2 separate regions of the Homo sapiens genome follow, and region 1 is linked to region 2. Evidence: chromatin contacts called from ENCODE Hi-C or POLR2A ChIA-PET data. All regions are on one chromosome and are shown on one strand. Each heading gives the region's core, a stretch centred on a gene start or an enhancer-like site at or near the end of the contact. The rest is flanking DNA. Distances are from core to core; before and after follow the strand shown. Region 1 holds the start of FZR1 (fizzy and cell division cycle 20 related 1). Region 2 overlaps CELF5 (CUGBP Elav-like family member 5).

Region 1 (3,727 bases), core at 717-3,216, 220 kb after region 2:
TTCATCTGTGTAAAGTGATAATTCAGTGGTGTTTAGTATATTCAGAGTCGGGCAGCCATCATCACATAAATTTTTTTTTTTTTTTTCCGAGACGGAGTCTTGCTTTGACACCCAAGGTGGAGTGTGGTGGCATGATCTGGGCTCACTGCAACCTACACTTCCCGGGTTCAAGTGATTCCCCTGCTTCAGCCTCCCGAGTAGCTGGGACTACAGGTGCGCGCCAGCACACCCGGCTCATTTTTGTATTTTTAGTAGAGATGGGGTTTCACCAGATTGGCCAGGCTGATCTTGAACTCCTGACCTCAAGTGATCTGCCCGCCTCAGCCTCCCAAAGTGCTGGGATTACAGGTGTGAGCCACAGCTCACGGCCATCACATCAATTTTAGAACATATCCATCAACCCCCCAAAATAAAGTCCATTCCAGTCACTCCTGATCCCCCTCTCCCAGCCCTTGGCAACCACTAATCCACTTCCTGTCTCTATGGATTTGCTTATCTGGACATTTCGTATCAATGGAATCACTCACTATGTGGTCTTTTGTATCTGGCTTCTTTCACTGGGCATGATGCTTTCGAGGTTCATCCAATCTGTAGCCTGTGTCCGAGCCTCATTGCCTCATATTGCAAAACACCGTGTCATTGTATGAATGGAGCATTTTCCCTTCATCTGTGGATGTACATTTGGGTTGTGTGCACTTTGTGGATGTTATGAATAAAGCTGCTATGCACATAGGTGTGTGAGTTTTTGCGTGGATGTTACATGTTTGTTTCTCTTGGGTAGATACCTAGGAGTGTTACTGCTGTGTCATGTGGCAATTCTATGTTTAACCTTTTTTTTTTTTTTTTTTTTTTTGAGACTGAGTCTTGCCCTGTTGCCTAGGCTGGAGTACAATGGTGCGATCTTGGCTCACTGCAACCTTTGCCTCCCGGGTTCAAGCAATTCTCCTGCCTCAGTCTCCCCAGTAGCTGGGATTACAGGCGCCTGCCACGATGCTTGGCTAATTTTTCGTATTTTTAGTAGAGACGGGGTTTCACTATGTTGGCCAGGCTGGTCTCGAACTCCTGACCTCAGGTGATCCACCCACCTCCACCTCCCAAAGTGCTGTGATTACAGGCGTGAGCCACCGCGCCCGGCCCATAATTTTTTTAAAAACCTGTTTTTTGTTTTTTTTTTCAAGACGTAGTGTTGCTCTGTCACCCTGGCTGAAGTGCAGTGGCGCAATCTCGGCTCATTGCAACCTCTGCCTCCTGGGTTCAAGGGATTCTTCTGCCTCAACCTCCCGAGTAGCTGGGATTAACTCCGTACCTCAGGTGATCCGCCCGCCTCGGCCTCCCAAAGTGCCGGGATTACAGGCTTGAGCCACCGCACCTGGCCTAAAAACCTGTTTTGTTCCCTGCTGTCTCACTGGGGCCTGGAGGAGCAGCACTTAGGAGCGCAATGCAGGTTTGTTGAATAAATTAATGACTCTCAGCAGTGACGTTTGTACGTTCGGGACACGCACCTGGTGTTGGGTCCCATCTGCGCTCATTAGGCGCGACGTCAATGCCGCACTGAGGTGTGCCTGGCTTCGATCTACCCTAGGAAGGGTCTGCCCTGGGGCGCCCCATTCCGCGACTGTCCCCAGTGGGAACCACGCCCTCCATCTACCAGAGCCATTTCTGCAACGTCTAGCACCCCGCGGGTCCTCTTCCGGCCGCGGTTGCCCTGGGCAACGCGTGGAGCCGCGCTTCCTGTATTGATTTGAATCGCGGGAGACGTCACGTCCTCCCGAGATGCCCAACGCGCGCAGGCGCAGCCACTCGGAGTGGGCAGGGCCTGGCTGGGTGTTGGGCAGGGCCTGGCGGTGTGTGGGGTAGGCGGGGGGCGTGGCCGCGATTAGCCGCGCGCGGCGTGGGGGCGTGGTCGGGTTGCGGGGGTGCGCGCGGCCGGCCGGGCGCGCGCGGCGGAGGGAGGGAGCCGGGAGGCAGCGGAGGAGCGACCGCCGCCATATTAGGGACCGCGGAGCCCGGGATCCCGTCAGCGGCGGCCGCGGCCGGGCCTGCGGGAGCTGCGGAGGCCGGAGGCGGGCGCTGTGCGGTGCCAGGAGAGGCGGGGTCGGCGGGAGCCAGCGAGCCACGGGAGCGAGCCAGGTGAGGCGGCCGGGGTCGGGGACCCGCCCCCCGGGCCCTAGGCGGCGGAGCTTGACTGCGACCCCCCAAAACCGGGACGGCGGGGCGGGCTGCGACCCCCACCCCAGCTCAGGCCCCTCCAGGAGCCCCCAGTCCCCTCGAATGCCGCCTCCCAGGCCGAACTAGGCCCGGGTGACCTCAGCATCCGCGTCTCCCGAGTTAACACCCAAATCCCAGCGTCCCCCCCACGTCGGGGCCTGCCGTGACCCCCACCCCGAGCCACCTGTAAGTCGTGACCTCCCCGCAGCCGCCGTCAGCGTCCACCATTCTTTTTAAAATAGGCTGAGCCCTGCACCCCCAACCAGGGGACCCCACTGCGCACCCCTAGAACAGCAGACCCCGCCTCCTAACCCGGGTGATTTCTCCCTGGCCTGTCATCCCCGGGACTTCCCAGTTCAGACCCTCCCAGCTTGGGTCCTGCCCACACGAAGCCGCCCCCCATCGCTGAGCCTGTGGTGTGCGATGGCTCGCCCAGGCCGCAACCAGCCCCTCGCCCCAGTAAAATGCAGTCCCAGCCCGGGACACCCGGAAACCTGTGTCTGTGGTCACTGTTGTGTCCACCAGTCCCCGCAGGCACGGGTTGAGTGCATGGATGTCCCCGTCTCACCTCATCTCGCTGATTTCTGCTCCCCCACCCTCCCAGCGTGCCCCCTACCAGCCCCCATTCCCCCGAAATCCAGCTCTCCCACCAAAGCCTCAGACGAGCTATCCGTGCACAAGCCCCTCCCTCCTCCGAACTGAACCTCCGTCCTGCGTCCTGCCCCGTGTCTTCTCCAAACGCAAGCCTGGCCATCTCGGATCCCCAGAATATGGAGTGTGCCCCCCATTCAGAGCCGTTTTACCCCTACTCAAACCTGTGACACCCCCTCCCCCTCTTCCACCGTCCAGACCTGTCTCCACCCCACGTCCTGAGACCCCCGATATGCAGATGTTCAGCCTAAATCTGTTTTGTCTTTTCCCCTGTTTTCTCCACCCCAAACTCATCCTCTGGTTCAGGGCGTCTCTCTGGTTCCGATTCCCCCGCCCCGCCCCAGTCTACCGGGCGATGACCTCATGCCTCTCCGTGGTGAGGCCCCCACCCCAACCTATGTGCTTTGAAGGAGGGTGATTTACCTAAGGGAAAACCATCCACCAAGGACACACACCACCAGCATGAGGGCAGCCTGCGGGGACTTTGAAGTGAAGGCGGAGTGGTCTCTCTCGGGGTGGGGGTGGGGATAGAAGCTGACGGCATCACCTAGGTTTGGTCCCCGGAGTGGATGTGTCGGGGGCCGTCTGTCATGCGGAATTCCGCGTGGGCCTCCTCCTGTGTCAGGGGCCCGTGTGTTTTGGCGACACCCGATTGTCATTTCCTTCGGAATCCCAAGTGGAGGCAGGTGTGCTGGCCACTGGCCGCTGCCCGGCGCCTTGAGCAGCGAGCGGAGTTGGGTTGCAGAGGGTTTTGCTAAGGGAGCAGACACTTACTCAAAGGCAAGCCCGGTGCTTTACTGGGGAGGGGTATCTTGGCAAGGTGGTACCCGCCAGTTTGCCCCTGTGACTTGCTTCCCAGGTCAAATTT
Region 2 (4,299 bases), core at 1,014-3,513:
TAAATCTTAATTATTCATCTGTGTCATTTGGGGAGATATCAATGCCTGGATTCATTCATTTATCCATTCAACACAGAATGAATGACCCACTGATTTAGGCTGCACCTGCTTTCATGAAGCAGAGGTCCTTCCTTTCTCTATGCTACACCTACAATTTTAGGGCAAACATCTTCCAACATCTAATTTATGTGAAGTAAGTTATCTGTCTTTCCACCATGTAGGAGAATTTGTTTCTAACTTTTTATTTTTTTAATTATTTTTATTTATTTAGTTTTAGAGACAGTGTCTCACTGTGTCACTCAGGCTGGAGTGCAGTGGTGTCGTCGCAGCTCACTGCCGCCTCCATCTCTGGGGCTTAAGCAATCCTCCCACCTCAGCCTTCCTTGTAGCTGGGACTACAAGCATGTGCCATCACGCCCGGCTAATTTTTAAATTTTTGTACAGACGGGATCTTGCTGTGTTGCCCAGGCTGGCCTCAAATTCCTGGGCTCAAGCAGGCCTCCCAAAGTGCCGGGATTATAGGTGTGAGCCACTGTGACTGGCCTTAACATTTTATTTTGAAATGATTGGAGGTTCACAGGGAGTTACCAAAATACCACAGAGCAGTCCCAGGTACCCTTCACACAGCTTCCCTGATGCCAGCAGCTTATCTAATCATAGGTCACTGTCAAACCCAGGAAACTAACACTGGCACCATACAATTAATTCAACTCCAGACGGTATTCAAATTTCACCATTTATTTATTTAGCGACAGAGTCTCACTCTGTCGCCCAGGCTGGAGTGCAGTGGCGTGATCATAGCTCGCTGCAGCCTTGAACTCTCGAACTCCTGGGCTGAAGCGATCCTCTCACCTCTCACCTCAGCCTCCCAAGTCACTGGGACTACAGGCACGTGCCATTATGCTTGGCTAATTTTCGATTTTATTTTATTTTTTAAGAAATGAGGGTCTTGCTATGTTGCCCAAGCTGGTCTCGAAACTCCTGGGCTCAAGCGATCCTCCTTCCTCGGCCTCCCAAAGTGTTGGGATCACAAGTGTGAGCCACCACACCCAGCTGATTTCACGAGTTTTTGTATGCACTCTGTGCACGTGTGTGTGTGTGTGTGCAGGGGCGGTTAATTGCCATTTTGTCACAGATGCAGACTTGTGGATCTCCCACAGTGAAGATACAGAACTGCTTCTTGCCCACAAAGTGAACTCCTTCCTGCCACCCCTTTGAAGTCACAGTCACCACCACTATCCCCTGCCCTCCAGCACACTCTCCATTCGGGCAGAATTGTTTGGCTGAATTTTTCCCCAGAATCATCAGCTTTGGTGGCCTGGACAACTTCTTCCCTCCCCTACCCCTTTCCCTAGCGGTAGCAGGAAGGCTACAGCTAGATGGGGGAGCTACAGGGTGTCTGATGAGGAAACTCATGTGGAGAGGGAGACGGGGCAGGGGATGGGGGCAGGTGGTGATTTGAGGTGGAGGCTGAAGTCCTGGTGAATCCAGGGAGTAGAGAGGAGTGAAGGGTCCCCCTTGGGAGGCAACCGGGTCGGGATAGGGAGAGGGAGATGGGGACGATGGTGATCTCTCTCTGGAGTCCGAGAAACCCGGATTCCAGTTCAGCTTCTGCCATTTGCTATCTGAGTGGCCCTGTGCAAGTGGCTTCACCTTCCTCGGCCTCAGCTTCCTGGTCCTACAGAGGGTTTAGCACAGAGGAGAAGCTGGGCGGGGTGTTTGTTGCTGTCCTTGCGGCTCTTAAGGATCGGGGGTGGATGGAAGACTTCTGCTGCTCCCGCCCCACTCAGCCCCTCTGTCTGCCCGCAGCTCAGAGCCCGACTGTGGCCGAGACACTGCATCCTGCCTTCTCCGGAGTCCAGCAGTACACAGGTAGGAGGCAGCCCGCGTGCCCGCGCTGGGCCCTGGCCCCGCCCCCGCCTAGGGCCCCGCCCCCAGGGCCCGCCCCGGACGTGTCGTTCTTCTGTGCCTAGCCGCGCCTCCTACCTCTGGCCCCGCCCCTCAGGGCCCACCCTTAGCCCCTTGTCCTGTATTCAACCCCGGGCCCTGTTACTGGTCCCACCCCACCACCACCTATACCCGCAAACAGGACCTTCCCTTGTCCTTTAAGGACAGCGCTTACCCATGGCCTTACCCTCTCATGTTCTGTGTTGGGGAGAGGGAATTCCCCTTGACCACGTCTCTAGCTCTGACCCAACCCCAGCTCTCGGCCCTGCCCCTTACCCTCCCTCCTGCAGCTCCTAGCCCCGCCCCTCACTTCCTGCCTTTACTCTGACCACGCCTCTCTGATAAAGCCCCGCCCCTACCTCTGGCTCTACTTCTTAAGGCCTGGCTGTGACCCCGCCCTCTGCTGCGGCCCCGCCCCTTAACTCATGGTCCTGCCCACATAGCCCTCCATCAAGTCACGGCCCCGCCCCACTCATGCCCTTCATCCCAGTCTTGCCCCCGCCCTCCACTGTGACCCCACCCCTCAAGCAATGGTCCCGCCCACTCTGGACTGTCCTGTAGCCTTGGCCCCGCCCTCTACTGTGGCCCAACCCCTATACCCCTCCCCTCACGCCATGGGGTCCGCCCCCACCCCCCCTTCCCCGCCCCGTCTCGGTATTGGCCCTGCCCTCCACCATGGCCCCGCCCCTCAGGCAATAGCCCCTCCCCGTTTCGTCTGTGATCTTGGCCCCGCCCTCTGGCCTGGCCCCGCCCCCAAACCCTCCCCACAAAGGCCATGATCACACCCACTCCTGCCTTGGCCCCACCCTCTTATGGCCCCGCCCCCTCCCCGCCCAGCGGCCCAGGCCGCCCACGTGGCCTCACGCCCCTCCTCGCCCTGTGTCTCGCTCCGGTCTCCGCAGCCATGTACCCCACCGCGGCCATCACGCCCATCGCGCACAGCGTCCCCCAGCCGCCGCCCCTCCTGCAGCAGCAGCAGCGAGAAGGTGAGGCGGCCGCAACCTCCCCTGGGCGCCAGCCCCGCCCTCTGCCCGCCCTGTCCACCTGCAGGCTCCGTGTCTGGCCCGGGCCTCTGGGACCCGCGGGGCTGAGAGTGCGGCCTGGGGGCTGGACAGGCCAGAGTTGAGTCCCGGTGCAGCCGCTGACCCCTGGGAATCTCCCTCTCTGTTTCCTCCTCCGAAAAGAGAACCATGCTCGCCCCGACCCCGTAGGAATAGCAGTGACTTCCTACCAGCCCTCTCCAGAACCAAGAGTGATTCTCTGGATTTTTTGGAAAGGAAACCCTTTTTGAGGCTGGGGCATGGCACGATGAGGTATCAGGTAATGAGGCCTCCCCAGTAAAGCCAAGGCTGTCGAAGGAGGGAGGGATTCGATTCTGGAGTCTGACAGTCAGGGTTCAAATCCATACAGTTCTTGCCATGTGCGGTAGATCCCGCCTGTAATTACATAGCGTTTTGGGGGCCGAGGTGGGAGGATCACTTGAGCCCAGGAGTCCAAGACCAGCCTGGCTTAGCAAGACCCCATGTCTACAAAAAAATTAAAAATTGGCCAGGTGTAGTGGTGTGCACCTGTAGTCCCAGCTACTCAGGAGGCTGGAGCAGGAGGATCACTGAGCCCAGGAGGTCAAGGCTTCAGTGAGCTACTATCTCCCCACTGGACTCCAGCCTGGGTGAGAGAGCAAGACTCCATCTCAAAAAAAAAAAAAAAAAAAAAGGCCGGGCACGGTGGCTCACGCCTGTAATCCCAGCACTTTGGGAGGCCGAGGCGGGCGGATCACAAGGTCAGGAGATCGAGACCATCCTGGCTAACACGGGGAAACCCTGTCTCTACTAAAAAATAGAAAAAATTAGCTGGGTGTGGTGGCGGGCGCCTGTGGTCCCAGCTACTCGGGAGGCTGAGGCAGGAGAATGGCATGAACCCAGGAGGCGGAGCTTGCAGTGAGCCGAGATCGCACCACTGCACTCCAGCCTGGGCGACAGAGCAAGACTCCGTCTCAAAAAAAAAAAAAAAAAAAGAAAAGAAAAGAAAAAAATCCCAAGCTGGTAACAACCCAAGTGTTCATCAGCAGGTAAATGGATAAATAAATTAGGATGGAGCTGCACGATGGAACACTATACAGCAGTGAAAAAGGATAAGTAGCCAATACTCACAACAACATGGAATAACTTCACAGGCAGAATATTGAGTGAAAGAAGCCAGATAAAAAAGACTTCACTTAAATGAAGTTTTAAAACAGTAGGCCAATCGAGGTGGCTCATGCCTGTAATCCTAGCATTTTGGGAGGCTAAGGCAGGTGAATTGCCTGAGCTCAGGAGTTCAAGACCAGCCTGGCCAACATGGTGAAACCCCATC

What was found. A loop is a pair of places that touch in the nucleus more often than their neighbours do. ChIA-PET counts read pairs that join two places held with the same protein, here RNA polymerase II (POLR2A). Pooled maps may share reads with other maps.
Region 1: a loop to region 2 is called in a pooled map, with 8 times the contacts of the local background. The contact joins the promoter of FZR1 here to the enhancer-like site in region 2. A Hi-C loop is called at or near these places in 8 of 50 pooled maps. POLR2A ChIA-PET finds 5 or more read pairs at or near these places in 6 of 52 experiments (AG04450, HEK293, HEK293T and 2 more).

What each region holds. Positions count from the first base shown.
Region 1 is chr19:3,504,345-3,508,071 of GRCh38, forward strand. FZR1 (fizzy and cell division cycle 20 related 1) reads left to right here and starts at 1,967. Exons shown (of 14, transcript NM_016263.4): 1 at 1,967-2,130. RefSeq lists enhancers at 1,342-1,391, 1,442-1,701, 2,512-2,721 and a silencer at 2,022-2,171.
Region 2 is chr19:3,283,093-3,287,391 of GRCh38, forward strand. CELF5 (CUGBP Elav-like family member 5) reads left to right here. Exons shown (of 13, transcript NM_021938.4): 9 at 1,810-1,872; 10 at 2,850-2,933. Among named protein-coding and RNA genes, the nearest start is that of CELF5, 61 kb to the left of the region's middle. Within about 2 kb of position 2,264, at least 10 of the 41 ENCODE cell types and tissues checked have a DNase peak (open chromatin) inside an H3K27ac peak, as active enhancers do.